Linked DNA regions of Homo sapiens: regions 1, 3, 4 and 5 are each linked to region 2. A link is a contact called in ENCODE Hi-C or POLR2A ChIA-PET data. All regions are on one chromosome and are shown on one strand. The core of a region is the stretch at or near the end of the contact, and the rest is flanking DNA. Distances in the headings are between cores, read along the strand shown. Region 1 holds the start of RIOK2 (RIO kinase 2). Region 2 holds the start of ST8SIA4 (ST8 alpha-N-acetyl-neuraminide alpha-2,8-sialyltransferase 4). Region 3 holds the start of ERAP1 (endoplasmic reticulum aminopeptidase 1). Region 4 holds the start of CAST (calpastatin). Region 5 holds the start of LNPEP (leucyl and cystinyl aminopeptidase).

Evidence for each region. Hi-C counts contacts between places; a loop is a spot of excess contacts on that map. ChIA-PET counts read pairs that join two places held with the same protein, here RNA polymerase II (POLR2A). Pooled maps may share reads with other maps.
Region 1: a map of naive thymus-derived CD4-positive, alpha-beta T cell shows a loop between it and region 2 (10-fold over the local background). The contact joins the promoter of RIOK2 here to the promoter of ST8SIA4 in region 2. A Hi-C loop is called at or near these places in 3 of 168 maps with a recorded cell type or tissue (CD4-positive, alpha-beta memory T cell and naive thymus-derived CD4-positive, alpha-beta T cell), 1 of 37 single-sample maps with no recorded cell type and 12 of 50 pooled maps. POLR2A ChIA-PET finds 5 or more read pairs at or near these places in 1 of 52 experiments (activated CD8-positive, alpha-beta memory T cell).
Region 3: a map of B cell shows a loop between it and region 2 (6-fold over the local background). The contact joins the promoter of ERAP1 here to the promoter of ST8SIA4 in region 2. A Hi-C loop is called at or near these places in 2 of 168 maps with a recorded cell type or tissue (B cell and naive thymus-derived CD4-positive, alpha-beta T cell) and 8 of 50 pooled maps. POLR2A ChIA-PET finds 5 or more read pairs at or near these places in 1 of 52 experiments (CD8-positive, alpha-beta T cell).
Region 4: a loop to region 2 is called in a map of B cell, with 13 times the contacts of the local background. The contact joins the promoter of CAST here to the promoter of ST8SIA4 in region 2. A Hi-C loop is called at or near these places in 3 of 168 maps with a recorded cell type or tissue (B cell and naive thymus-derived CD4-positive, alpha-beta T cell) and 10 of 50 pooled maps. POLR2A ChIA-PET finds 5 or more read pairs at or near these places in 1 of 52 experiments (CD4-positive, alpha-beta memory T cell).
Region 5: a map of CD4-positive, alpha-beta memory T cell shows a loop between it and region 2 (10-fold over the local background). The contact joins the promoter of LNPEP here to the promoter of ST8SIA4 in region 2. A Hi-C loop is called at or near these places in 2 of 168 maps with a recorded cell type or tissue (CD4-positive, alpha-beta memory T cell and naive thymus-derived CD4-positive, alpha-beta T cell), 1 of 37 single-sample maps with no recorded cell type and 8 of 50 pooled maps.

The regions. Positions count from the first base shown.
Region 1 is chr5:97,181,797-97,184,496 of GRCh38, forward strand. RIOK2 (RIO kinase 2) reads right to left here and starts at 1,451. Exons shown (of 10, transcript NM_018343.3): 1 at 1,330-1,451. The coding sequence starts at 1,395.
Region 2 is chr5:100,901,914-100,904,613 of GRCh38, forward strand. It overlaps ST8SIA4 (ST8 alpha-N-acetyl-neuraminide alpha-2,8-sialyltransferase 4), which reads right to left and starts at 1,369. Exons shown (of 5, transcript NM_005668.6): 1 at 930-1,369. The coding sequence starts at 1,042. LOC107986437 (a long non-coding RNA gene) reads left to right here and starts at 1,495. Exons shown (of 2, transcript XR_001742825.3): 1 at 1,495-2,700. RefSeq lists enhancers at 457-1,026, 1,512-1,751, 2,532-2,700.
Region 3 is chr5:96,806,695-96,809,394 of GRCh38, forward strand. It overlaps ERAP1 (endoplasmic reticulum aminopeptidase 1), which reads right to left and starts at 1,251. Exons shown (of 19, transcript NM_001040458.3): 1 at 1,166-1,251. LOC124901033 (a long non-coding RNA gene) reads left to right here and starts at 764. Exons shown (of 3, transcript XR_007058879.1): 1 at 764-1,883. RefSeq lists a silencer at 672-1,131 and enhancers at 704-1,205, 1,206-1,705, 1,862-1,931.
Region 4 is chr5:96,661,126-96,663,825 of GRCh38, forward strand. CAST (calpastatin) reads left to right here and starts at 1,251. Exons shown (of 32, transcript NM_001750.7): 1 at 1,251-1,372. The coding sequence starts at 1,298. RefSeq lists an enhancer at 904-1,405 and silencers at 968-1,557, 1,748-2,027.
Region 5 is chr5:96,934,796-96,937,495 of GRCh38, forward strand. It overlaps LNPEP (leucyl and cystinyl aminopeptidase), which reads left to right and starts at 1,285. Exons shown (of 18, transcript NM_005575.3): 1 at 1,285-1,379. The coding sequence starts at 1,361. LOC124901030 reads right to left here and starts at 1,280. Exons shown (of 1, transcript XM_047417984.1): 1 at 1-1,280. The coding sequence starts at 1,280. The coding sequence ends at 576. It also overlaps a transcript of ERAP1 not described here. RefSeq lists silencers at 1-88, 529-598, 1,539-1,608, 1,739-1,818 and enhancers at 199-338, 639-948.

The DNA.
Region 1 (2,700 bases), core at 201-2,700, 3.7 Mb before region 2:
ACTAAGGAATGAGTGTGCTGAGAAAGCAGGAAAGGAAGGTATCTTTCCGAAGTGATAGTAGGTTTTCATAGAGAAAGTCCAGCTGATTAGAAGAATCTACATGAGAGGCAAAGTAAACATTGTCTTCCAAATTTCACACTGATTTTGCATTTGATAGTTTAATACTTAAGCGCTATTTAAGATTAATTTTAAAAATCCAAAACTTGAAGCCTTAACATAATGCAAGAACCAGTGTGACTCACATCGCATATCCTATTACATAATTACACAATATAGGTAGTCCTTATCATGGGGTTCACTCCTTACCAAAAGATAACGGCTCCTAAATAAATGTACAAATGTCTTGATCTATATATTAATTTCTGTGCCATAAGACTGAGGCCATAAAATCAGATTTTGTTACTCCCCTGATTAAAAACATTTAGTGGTTACCCCCACATTCTTTACCAAACCTCCAAGGCTCTGTAGTACATAATTTCTCACCTTTTCCGCTACATCTCCAACCATTAGTGTGCATCTCACTTTGCTCCAGCCACATTACATTGGCCTTTCCTCTCTTCAAAGACTTTTCTGTCTCAAGGCCTTTGCACTTACTACTGCTGTTTCCTCTGCCTCCAACTCTTTCCAAGGACTTCACTGGGCTGTCTCTTTCTCACACAGCTCCTATTATTCCCCCATTCATTCTTTCATTTAGTGAATATTTATTGATTGTCTACCAAAGGCCAATAACTTGTGCCCCTCCTCTCCACCAGATACATATACTTTCTATGCCATTATCCTTTATCATTTTCATAGCATTTATCCATTATCCTATTTTTCGTTTACTTGATGATCTGTGTCTCTCTCTCCACTTGTCTGTTTGAACAAGTGAACCTCCTAATGTTGCTACTAAAAAACCGACAAATATGTGTTGACTGAATGAATCAGAAAGACTGCTATGCGACTGAGTCTGTTAGTAGGGAAGTCAATATTATCAAATCTCGGGGGGGGGGGGGGGCTTAAACCTTTCACAGCTGGTCGGAAGCTCAGGATCAGAGAAGTTTCCAGGCCACAGAGATGCAAGCGTTTCTCTTCAGCGCAAAGCGAATAGCAGCAGAAAAGAAAACAATTATTAGAAGACGGGACCTTTGCTCTATCTGGGGGAAGGTAAGCTCCCAAACAAAACCTTTTTAAAAATCCGACTTTCTGAATGCTCTCTTCTCCATTCCCAGCTTCTGCCACGTCCCGGGTCCCAGAGTGTGCCTGCTCAGATCCCAGAAAACTTGCAGGAACAGGAAGAGGTCACACAGTGTTAAGGGGAAGGGAGAACAGGAACGGCGGGTTTCTTACCGCGGTCAAGACCCTGAAGTCATCTCGGCTCATGTAACGCAACTTGGCCACATTCACTTTCCCCATGGCGGCCCCAGTCCGAACCCAGATGCCTCTCCGACGACAGCCGCAAAGCGTAAGGCAGGTCGTTATTCCAGCCTCTAAGCGCTTTACAGCGCCAGATGGCTCGCGCACGCGCTGCGTCTTAGTATAGGTCCTTGTTAATAGTTAGAAGTGCTGTTCTCATTGATATAGGAAAATAAAACTACTTGTATGTCTTATGAAACACATAGTATGTAACAAGTGAACGTTTTATTTTTGTGTAATTTTTGCGTTGTGACTGAGTTGGCGGAGTGTAGATATTCTCTACAATGTGCCTTTTTTTTTCCATATCTGTCAGGACTTGCTGCCTCAATGACACGTTCCGCCTCAGAGAGCAAAGTGGTTACTTAATGGGAGGAGCAAATTTTTCCCGCAAACAACTTCTACTCTAGGCAAAGTGACTTCCAACAAGACAGGGGTAAAAGAACCTGAGCTAGAGTCCAGACAACCAAATCTGTTAAAGGTAAAGTGGACTGTAATCACACAAGCACGCCCTCTACTCCTAATTGCGCCTGCTCCGGCAGCTCCGGAGGGCGTGGTTAATGGAACTCATGCGCTTGCTCAGTACTTCTCTTAGGTTGGTCTAGGAGGCTTCGAAGTGCGCCTGCGCTGGTTGGGGTGGGAGTTTAAGGTGACACGTGGAGAGCGCGGCGGACGTCCTTACCTCCAGAGGAAGTGGGGATTTTGATAGTTCGGGCTGACCTACGCGGGTAGGACTTCGAGGGCCCAGGAGCGATTTAAGGATTTTAGAATAGTTACCCATACTGGCTCTGCAACTCCTCGATATTCAAGCCTTTGTCTGCTTTTTACTTGAATGCAGCATGTCTTTGATTAACCATCTTCAACCAATGAACATCTCCATTTAAACGGAATTTTTCTTTCTGTACTTACATAAGAAGGCATAGAAATGAATTTTTTTTTTATTTTTGAGACAGAGCCCGGCTCTGTCACCCAGACTGAAGTACAGGGGCGCGATCTTGGCTCACTGCAACCTCTGCCCTCTAGGTTCAAGGGATTCTTCTCCCTCAGCCTCCTAAGTAGCTGGGATTATAGGCTCACACCACCACGCCCTGCTAATATTTTTATTTTTAGTAGAGATGGGGTTTCGCCCTGTTGACCAGACTGGTTTCAAACTCCTGGCCTCAGGTGATCCGCCCCCCTCAGTCTCCCAAAGTGCTGGGATTACAGGCATAAGCCACCGCGCCTGGGCGAAAAGTTTTTAAAAAAACCAAGTGACTAACTTTATTTGTACAAATTTATGGGGTACGTGAGAAATTTTGTTACAAGTAT
Region 2 (2,700 bases), core at 119-2,618:
GAGAAAAATATAAACTGGGCAGGCATCTCTGCTGGTGTGTAGTTTCTGATAGAGGACGCCTCCAAACCGGAACAGGGAGGATTTCCGAAACAGGACTTTGAATAGAGTTGACAATCAGGTTCACATCCTCAGAAAAAGCCTTCCAAGCTATGTCAGCAACACAAAGTTGCACCACCTCCTGGGTAAACTTCAAAGACACAGAGGCCAGCGGGTGGAAGGAAGTGTGATATTTAGAGAACTTAGTGGGGCGGGGGAGAGTCTGAACTCATCTAGACAAACTAAAAAAAATAGCAGAAATATAGTCTGTGTGAAGCTACAGTACCCAGTTTCTTTCTAAAACTGTAACCATGACGCCCATGCGTTTTAGCCGTAGAAGAACAAATAAGGAAGTATCCTTAGTGGTACTGGAGTTTCTAATTCAAATTATAACACATTAATCTATCCAACGTCAAATAGAAAAAAAAAAAGTAGAGAAACAGAGTATACCTATTTCCTGCTTTCTAAGCTTTAACTTCAGCCCTTCGAGAAACCATCTATCTCCAGTATCTCCTTAGGTGATAGGACATTGAAAACAGGCAACCGTTTGGTGAATAAAGACATTTCTCTTGAGTTCTGCCCACAGATTAAAAGGACAAGGACACACGTTCTTTGTTGACACTTCTGCAGTGACTTCTCCTTTGGCGAGAGAGCACCCAGGGCCAACACAACTGTCACCACAACCACACAGAGCAAGTTGAACTCATACTGGGAACAGCTTAGAGAAGCACGCACATCTCAACAACAGCCTTTGTTATTTAATTCATGACACTAACCACGCGCAAGCTCAAACAAACACACATGCTATCCTAACCATCACTCTACCCTCTATATTCACATTTCATTTATGGCTTGACTTTTTGTCATATCCTGAAATGAAGCTTTGCATTTACCCGATGAGTTGCGTCTCCTGGTGCTCCTCAGTTCTTGCTATTTCTTTTGTCTTATAAAAGATCAGGAGCAGACTTATTGTGCAGATCGTCCACCTCTTCCTAATGGAGCGCATCTTGGGTGCCCGAGAAAGTCCTGGTTGCCCCAGCTCCCGCACCTTCTCTTGATATAAAGGCTCCGTTTTGGGGAGATAGTCGCGGGGGTGAAATCTGTAAAATGCGAGGAGAGCTTGGAGCCGGGATCCCGGGATCAGATCACTGGGGTCTTCTGTGGCCGAGCTCCCTCTGGTCCTCGAACGCTGCCCAGCGACCTCTCGCCCTGTTTGCGCCAGCTCTGCCAGGGTCGCTCCGCGCCGCCTCCCTGGGGCTCAGGTTTCTTTTCAGATGAGACACCTTGTGCATTGGAGGTGGCGGCAGCTTCTGCAGCTGGGTTCGGGGGCGTCACTGGCCCTTCCCTCTTGCTAGGAGATAAACGCTGCGCAAAGCCAATCACCAGGCTGAGGGGGCGGAGGCTGCTTGGAGAGTAACGTCCCCGGCTCTGCCTGCTCTGTGCCGGGAGAGGAAGCTCACAGTGCTACGCGCCTGCGAGCTCGCGCACATACACATATACATACATACACACATACATACATATGCACACACACGTACACGCAGAATCACACACACTCTCCTGGGACATCAAAGCATCAGCTCTCTGGACCTGGGAGCTCCAAGATAGTCTATCCGCATCTAGGTGAGAGGGCACCTCGCCTGGGGACAGATTACAAAAGCGTCCCGCCAGAGGAATGCTTCAGGTAGAGCTAGGGGTGGATTGCAAGAAGAGTACCTTCTTTCAATCGCTTTTGCTAAACACACACCCTCACACGCAAAAACACGCCCTCCAAGGTGGAGTGAAACGGGGTGCGGGGGTGGGGACGGCGGTGGAAGGAAGAAGACTTTTATTACTCAATCTGGAAAGTGCAAATACACACATGAACCTGTTAGCCGATGGGCCCACTCTGCATGGGTGGTGGACGACGACCCTGGCTCAGGATTCTGCAGGAAACAAGTGATGATAGAGGTGTCATTAGGAACTTTATGGATATTTATGCGCCTCCCTTTCATTGCCATTTGGAAACTCCTCACGCAGAAGTCAAGGAAACTCCAATCCCACTTAAACTTCATTGCGGAGAAACAGAGTTCTGAAAAAAAAGCAGCTACCATGGACCTCTCTTTTAAACGCAAGTACACCCACACACATTCGGATACCAAGGAAGGAAGGAAAGAAAGAAAGGAAAGAAAAGGGAGGGGAGGAAGGAAGAGCAAAGTCCTCTCTAAAAGTCTCAATTATATATATAGCCTCTGATTGTCACCTCTCCTCCGTCCCACCATTTTTCGTACTTGTATTGGGTGGCAGGGACACTTTTCAAGAGTTCTGTGTTCGATTGTTCACTCTGAGTACCTCTCCACCATCCTCCAGTCGTTGCCCTCATTGGGAGAGATGCTTGCTACTCTGCTAGTACCACGCCTTGGTTCCGGTCTTTACTGTTGGCTGGTAGGTCGGGAGGCACCTCTAGCATGAGACAGTGTCTGGAAGCCAGGATTTCCCTCATCTATATGCGCCGGTCCCCAGCTCCCTGGTCGCCAGGGTTTCTCTCCAGTTGAATTCCGTGTTCCTTCAGGTTGAACAGTAGCTTCAGCGGTTTTTCACGCTCAGAAATGATGAGGCCCAATTCCAATCTTCCCTCCCGCCGGAAGTAAGAAGGGGAATTCTGAGTTGCTTGTCGCCTGACAG
Region 3 (2,700 bases), core at 1-2,500, 4.1 Mb before region 2:
TCTTGGCTCACTGCAACCTCTGCCTCCCTTCCTTTTATTGGGGCACTATAGTATATGAAATAGATCATCAAGAAGTAATTGAGGTTCTTCCAGAATTTCCTGAACAATGAAATTAACAAGCACTGTTGGTAAATAATAAAAATGCTGGATTAATTTGAAAAAAAAAAAAGTACTAGAATGTTTCTATTCAGGCCGCACCTGAAAATGTGCTACTTATACTAATTAAAAATCCTCAGGCAAGAGACAACTGTGCCCAATTTTCAAGTTTTTTGTTTTGTTTTGTTTTGTTTTGTTGTTTTGTTAATTGTTGACCACGTCCTGAGTTCAGAGCGAATCCTCTGGGTGTTTAATAGGAAACAGATAATTTCTTTCTGAACCTAGCCTACACAAAGAAATCCAAAAGCGTGAGGAAGTGTGTGCTCTCCCCCTTCCCCTCATGGAATTAACTTTGTAGGACCACCTGGCCAGTGAGGCACCCAGATAGGAAACTTTTAATTTGCGTCAACAGAGGTGCTTTATCTGAATAAAACCCAGCCAGAGCCAGAGCGAAGGGGAGAGAGAGAATTGCTGACCAGAAGAACAGGAGAAGCAGGGAGGGAAGTGACCTTAAGAACACACACGGCCCGCGCATCCCACCCCACCAGAGTCTTTAACCCAAAGCCTCTGGGTTTCTCTAGCAGCTATGGGCAGGTGCCCTCCTCAGCCCGAGCCAGCTGCCCGCCCCACCCCGCCTTTTGGCCTCGCGCGGGCGTCGGTGGCCTGCAGGACTGGCAGGCATCCAGGCGCCAGGCGGAGCGCTGAGGGAGGCTCCCGCCGGCCGAACAGCGGGGAGACCCGTGAAGCAGGCGCACCGGCCACGCGCCCGGAGGGACAGGGACAGGGACCGGCAGGGGTGGGCCCGCCGCCAACCCGCCGGGCACCCCGCGGACTCGGGCCTAGCCAGCGACTCCCCCCGCCCTTCCCGCGCCCTGTCTCGCGCCCCGTCGCCTTCCTCCCGCGCCCCGTCGCCTTCCTCCCGCGCCCCGTCTCCCTCCTCCCGTGCCCCGTCTCCCTCCTCCCGTGCCCCAGGCCCTCAGCCCCCCACTTGACGGGCGCAGGGAAGGGGCGGGTGCCGCGCTCTCCTCCCGGCCCGCAGTCCCCTACCCGCGGCTCGAGCGCGCTGTACCTGGGGTTCTGGGGCCGCCCTCACCCTTGCGCCGCCGCCACCACCACTGCCGCCGGCCTAGCTCCCCCAGGACCGAAAGTGAAAGTGGAGCCCGGGGAGCGGCAGGCTGGCGCTGAGCGGCGCTTCGGCCCGAGCCCTAGCGGCAGGCGGGGAAGCCCCTGGCTAAGGCGGGAGCTGGGGAAAGGGTAAACGGGAGTGGGGCCGAGCGAGGGAAGCCGCAACTCCCAGGAAGGGAATTGGTAAATGAGCGCTGCACGCCGGGGAAGCTGCGAGGTTGCGATGCGGGGGATCAGGCGTAGGAAGTGCACGCCTTTCTGAACGCGGATCCGTGTGTGTGTGTGTGTGTGTGTGTGTGTGTGTGTGTGTGTGTGTGTGTGTGTGTGTGTGTGTGTGTGTGTGTGTTGAGATGCTTTTTGTTTTTGTCTTTTTTTTTTTTTCACTGTTTAGCGTTGCGAGGGTTAGGGGCATGCAGGAAAGGGCCGGTGCTCAAGTTGGGGACCGAAGCCAGGCAGGCGCTGACAAGTCCACCAAGCCTAGACGCGTTCGACGCCCATTGGACTCGCTGGGTGTCCGTCATCTCGCCACTGCCAGTGGGCTGAGAGCTCTTGGCCCGCCTCGGAAAGAAACATGAACCCAGTACTCTGTCGTGGCAAAGTGCCGCACCTTCTGGGGCTTCGGTAGAGAATGACTACAGTGGGAGATGCTGTAGAGGAGGAAGGTGGGTTAGAGGTGGCCCCCAGGACTTTCCTGCACTACCAAGGGCCACTGTACCCCAAGGATTAGCTGCTTCCCGCATCAACACGTTCCCTCTGATTTTTCAAAGTAAATGACCATTTCTTCACTCCCCTTAGAACAATTAAAGCTGAATAAAATGGCCAAAAAGACCATCTTTAAACAGTTGAGGCTAAATGAGGTAACAAGTCAAGAAAACACAAACATTAAAACACCAAATGCTACAAGTTTATTACCGAAAATGGGTCCCGATCCAGACCCCAAGAGAGGGTTCTTGGATTTTGCGCAAGAAAGAATTTGAGGGGAGTCCATGGAGTAAAGTGAAAGCAAGTAATTAAGAAACTAAAGGAATAAAAGAATGGCTACTCATAGGCAGAGCACCCCCAAGGGCTGTTGGTTGTCCATTTTTAGGGTTATTTCTTGATTATATGCTAAGCGGGGGAAATTATTCATGCCTCCCCTTTTTAGACCATATAGGGTAGCTTCCCGACGTTGCAGTGGCATTTGTAAACTGTCATGGAGCTGGTGAGACCGTAGCAGTGACGACCAGAGGACACTCTCATTGCCATCCTGGTTTTGGTGGGTTTTGGCCAGCTTCCTTACTGCAACCTGTTTTATCAGCAAGGTCTTTATGACCTGTGTCTTGTGCCTACCTTCTATCTCATTCTGTGACTTAGAATGTCTAACCTCCTGGGAGTGTAGCCCAGTAGGTCTCAGCCTTATTTTACCCAGCTCCTATTCAAGATGGAGTTGCTCTGGTTCAAACGTCTCTGATAATTTGGTGAGTGGACCATGGTCCTAGT
Region 4 (2,700 bases), core at 1-2,500, 4.2 Mb before region 2:
CCTTCTGGCCGGCTGTAGTGGCTCACGCCTGTAATCCTAGCACTTTGGGAGGCAGCACTGGGCAGATCACTTGAGGTCAGGTGTTGTTCGAGACCAGTCTGACCAACGTGGTGAAACCCCGTCTCTACCATTAAAAAAAAAAAAAAAAAAAAAAAGCTGGGTGTGACAACGCGCCTGTAGTCCCAAGTACTTAGGAGACTGAGGCAGGAGAATCGCTTGAACCTGGGAGGCGGAGATTGCAGCGAGCAGAGATCGCGCCACTGCACTCCAGACAGAGCGAAACTGCCTCTCCAGAAAAAAAAAAAAAAAAAAAAAAAAGGCTCTGCCTTCTCTCTCTTCAACTGTCTAAACCCCAACGCTGCAGAAAGCGGTGACCCCAAGTCCCAGAATGATGATGCTACTGCAGGGTAACAAACAGGTTTTCTGTCAGGCCTGATTGTGAACCAGCAGCAACTGCAGGCTGACAGTTTCTCACATAAGCACGTAGGGCTTGTTAAATTTCACTTCCAGCCCCAAACCAGGAAGCGCTGTTTAAGATGAGCCCAAGAAGAAAGCAATCTAGCTTCAGAAACAAAACTCGCCAGACTCTAGAAAGACTATAAGGGTTTAAATTTGGGACTGTTCTCCGTTTTGCATTGGAACCTATGTTCTCCTCCCCATAAAAGTTTATTAAAATTCGAAACTGCCAAAAAACAAAGTAAAATCATATAAAACATACACAGGCGCGTGCACGCACGCACACACACACAGACCAATTTGTTTTTGTGATCCGCTTCCTTATCTAGACTGTCCAGGCTTGGGCCAGATTTGAGTTGGTAAACTCTCGCAGCTAAAGCGGAGCAGAATGTAGAAAGAGTATCTACTTCTCCGGATTGTTGGGAGGAGGGTCGAAGCGTAGACTGGCCACGCCCGGGTCCCGCTCTCTCGTTGCACAACTGCAAGCTAGATCTGGGCATCGAAGGAGGAACGCTGCAACCTCCAACCCCTTCTTTCTGACCAACCGGGACCAGAGCAGTGCTGGGGCCGGGGCGGGTCACCGGGTGAGGACCGGGGCGGAGGGTGTTAAGTTACAGGGCAGGAGCCCGGGTCCCTCCGCGGGCAGGAAGGGGAGGGCCCATCGGGGCTAGGGGAACCCCGGCGCAGACCTGGGGTGGGGTCGGAAAAGCTGTTTCATCGCCCGCTCCCGGGCCCTCCGCTCCCTCCCTCCCTCCCTCTCTCCCTGGCAGGACTCCCCGCCAGGCCTCCCCGCCACTCTCCGCGGCGCATTCCGGGAGGCAGCGGCCGCAGCGGCCTCGCCATGTCCCAGCCCGGCCAGAAGCCCGCCGCCTCCCCGCGGCCCCGGCGAGCAGCCGCCGCCCGCCGCACCCATGAGGTGAGTGGCGCTCCTGTCGGCGTCGCGGGGCTGGGCGATGGGGTACCGGGTCCCGGAGCTGTGGCCGCCCTCCCTGGGCGTTGCCAGGCTGGCGGGTCTGCAGTCCCCGGCGCCCCCGCGGGGCAGGGAGAGGGCTAGGGGCTTGGCCGCTGCCAGGCAGGTGGCTGCAGGTGGCTTCGGTTCCCCGGCCGGGTCCAGTGCGCTGGGCGTGGCGTTGGCCGGGTAGAGTGGAGGGGGGGACGCGTCAAGAAAAGTTGGCTGGTAAGACGTGGGTGAATGAGGATGAGGATGAACGGGGAATGAGGTTCACTCAGGACCCCCGAGTGAGTGGGGTGGTTTCACTGGACAGCGGGATGTAGTCTTCCGCGCTAAGGCCGGGCCGCAGGGCGTGGCTGCCTGGAGACGCAGAGCCTCTTCCCTAACCAGCCTCGAGCCAAATTGGGCGGGCGAGGAGGGGCGGGGCCTGCGCCGGGCCCCACCCCCAGGGTTCTGCCCACCTGGCAGCCGCCTTGGGATGTGCGGAGCTCAGTGCCAGCCCGGTCCCGGCCAAGCGGAGTGTGAGCCCGGCGCCTCCAACGCAACACCCCGCGCCCTCGCCGGCTCCCCCGCCGTGCGGATCGGAGCCAGCCGGTTGTTGCCATGGCATTCGCCAGCTGGTGGTACAAGACGGTAAATAGGAGCGGTTGTGCCTGGGCAGGACCCGGAAGGGAGTGTGTTGGAAGGGAGTGTGTTTGCTTTGCCCTTCTGGGCGTGCGGATGAAGCGTTGTCCGGGGTTTGGCGGGGAAGGGGTGCGGACCGGGTGCGACCTCCTCGCAGACCTTCAGGTTAGGCTCGGGGAGAGGCAGGGGACTCACCCTCTTGTGGTATGTATGAGCGCGCCCGAGCGTGCGCGGCGCATGCACCTCTCTCGCCCCGATGTCAAGCACTATGCTCTGCTGGCGCTCACAAGTGGGATGGAACTGGAATTGTTGCTGGAGGAATTCTGTCTAGGAGGTGGATTCCTGAATGCACTAGGACGCAGCTCGCAAGAGCTTTGATCTAGAGTTCTTTTTTAACCCCTAAGTAAAGTTCAAAACTTTTAGAGGGCGATTGTTGGACGTACATTCGCCGACGCAAAGGAGAGGCAGCTGCAATGTGAGGCAAGGAGAAAATCCCAAACATCAAGGGGCAGAAGCAACTGAGATCTGAGACCAAGACCCTTGGAGAGAGCGGTGGAGGGGTGGAGGAAAGAAAGCGAGAAAGTGAGAGAGGGAGGGAGAGAGAGACAGCGCGCACAAAAGCGAGCTTCTCTGCACTTTATTACTTTGGATGAGGGACAAGAACATTC
Region 5 (2,700 bases), core at 35-2,534, 4.0 Mb before region 2:
TTGGCAGGCGCAGTGAGGCGCAGCCCGAGCCAAGTCAATGCAGGGGCCGGGGCTGAGGGAGGGGAAGAGGCAGAGGAGGCGGTGATGGCGCGCTGGGAGGGCGGCGGCCTCTGCAGCGAGGGTGGTGGCGATGCGCATACCGAGAGGATAAGGAAGCGGTTCCCGACGAGCCTCCTCGGGGCTTATGGGGCCCCTGGCGGTTCGGCCTCGGAGGCTAGCGGGGCTGCCCGATTTGGCACTGGAAACAATGGTGGCTCGGGGCTGGAGGCAATGGCGCGAGTGCTGGGGGGCAGGGGCGACTAGGGGAGTTTCGGTTTCTCGGGCCTAGCGCCGCGGAGCCTTGCTGCGGGCCCCAGTGGTAGCACCCCCGGGAACCGCAGGTGTTGATTTAAGGCTCGGAACAGGCGGGCCTTCTGCCCACATCCTGCGGCGCCCGCGACCCGGGCCGGGCGATCCGGCGCCGGGTTTTGTTATCCGCCCGCACCTAGAGGCCGCAAGGCAGCCGCCAGCCCCGGGACTGGACCCCAGGGCGCCCTCGGCCCTGCGAGGTCCCCGCCCTCTCTTCCGTCTCCTCCTCACCGCCCTCCTGAGGCACTCTGATGCGGGCGGGCATCTCTGCCGAAAACACCTACAGCGCCCGCTCCCTCGGTCCTTCGAGCAGTGATCCCTCCGCGGCCAACCTCCCCAGGGAAACCAGCGATTCGCGGTTCAGATAGCGACCTTCGCCCGCAGGTTCCTGCTCTGCCTTCAGACTTCGGCTTCAGTGGCACCTGCTCAGCGAGGCCTCGTCTAACCAAGCCATCCGAATTAACTACCCACTCACTCGCCATCACATCACCCCGATTTAATTCGCAGCGGGGCACTGACTTTACACTCGTGTGTCTTCTGTGTTTATTTATGGTCTGTTTCTGGAATGTCCGCTCCTGGGACTGGGACCATGATTTTCTGGCGCAGTGCGGGTGTCTCGGCGTCCGGGATCGGGCGGGTCGCAGTAGGGCTCCACATTTGTTGAGTGACTGAACACCGTTCCCGGCCGGGGAGAGCGCCGCAGCCGGGTCCACTTCAGGTAGGGGCTGGGCTTTCCCGGCCCCGCCTAGGCCCCGCCCCCAGCGCGAACCCGCTCCCACCTCGCCTGTCCACGGAGCAGCAGGGGGTTTGACTGTGCTTTTCCCTCTTGCTTCCCTCGCTCTTTCTGCAGCTGCCACGAAAACCCGGAACGGCGGAGCGGCGCCGCCCCTCGCGGCACCTCCCTGGCAGCCCTTGGAGGCCGCGCTGGGCATGCTCAGTCAGCTGGGCCGCCTCAGCTCTCGGAGTAGGAAGCTCGGGCGCTCCGGCTGTAAGGAGCCGCGGCGGGGGGAAAATGGAGCCCTTCACCAATGGTGAGTGGGCTGCCGAGGCGCCGGGACCCGGGCTCTCCGGAGCCCTGAGGGTCGTGGGCAGTCGTGACACGCGGGGTCGGGCTGCAGCCGTCTCCCCCAACACCGCGGGCTTCCCACGAGGGCTGAGGGAGGCAGGGAGAGGGGATCTGGGGGAGGCAGGGAGGTTCGGGGGGCGGGCGGCGGCCAGTGCGGGACCCGGGGCTGGCTTGAAGGTCAGCGCCGCCGCCGCTCGCCCGGGGTGCGGCCGGTGGGCAAACAGCAAAGTTTGGGCTGCTGTGCGCAGAGGAGTGGGCAGTGGGAAAGTTGGCAGCTCAGGTTTGCCCCCGGAGGAGGCGGTGTCGGCCCGACTCTCCTGTAGGAGCGTTAAGTTGTGGCAGCTGCCGAGCCCAACTTTTGTGGGGCGCCAGGAGCTGTCCCCCTGCCCTTCAGTGAGCTGCCGGCGTGACTTTTCCTAATAGGGCGGGGTGGGGGTGGGAGGCTTGGCAGGTTAATGTTGTGGAAGGAAGGGAAACTTCAGGAAAGGCTTGCTCACCTCGCTCGGTGCCGCGGAGGTGCCTGGCCACAGTGCCACCCTCCTGACCCTGCCGAGGTACTCGGCAGGGCCACCACGCATCCCCTCACTGGCTGCAGATCACATCAGTTTTTCAGTCAAAGACTTGTTAATGTCAAGGGTCCGTCACGGTGGTGATACCACTGTGTGACAGGAAGCGAGAGTCAACGCAGGGAGCCTGCACCCTGCAAACAGCCACAGCCCTTCACTGAACGGGGAGCATAAATCCCACCCTAGTTAGAACCATGGCTTTTGTGCGGACCAGAAGTGCCAGAGCCACAATATAGGGGTGAGATGTCTTACCGTTTTGCGGTGTTGAGTGTGTGGATTCCCTTTTAAGATAGAAAGTAGGAAAACTGCCAGTAAGGGAGACGACTCACTAAAAGAGGATTCAGTCTCTGGTTGACATGTTTTGCTGAGTGTGGTTGGTTACTTCAGGTACAGTATCACATTAATAGGGGCCACAGTCTATATCCCTGTTTAGTTTGTTAGTTACCACTCAAGAGCAGACAGATATTGTCCACTTTATCCCAAATCCCAGCCAGACTTTGTTGTATGCTGTGCTTCATTCATGGGGCTGTGAACTACTGATTATATTCTCCCTATTCCTAATGTAGAATGCTTTATTCTACTGCCATCTTTCTGTCTGCACTGTTTAATTAGGCTTACTGATAACAACTTTAATTCTGAATTTTCTTTCTCATTCAGGTTCTATTTGTAATTACTAAGACTTAAAGAATAGTCTGGTGAAGTTACTCGAAGAATTAAGGA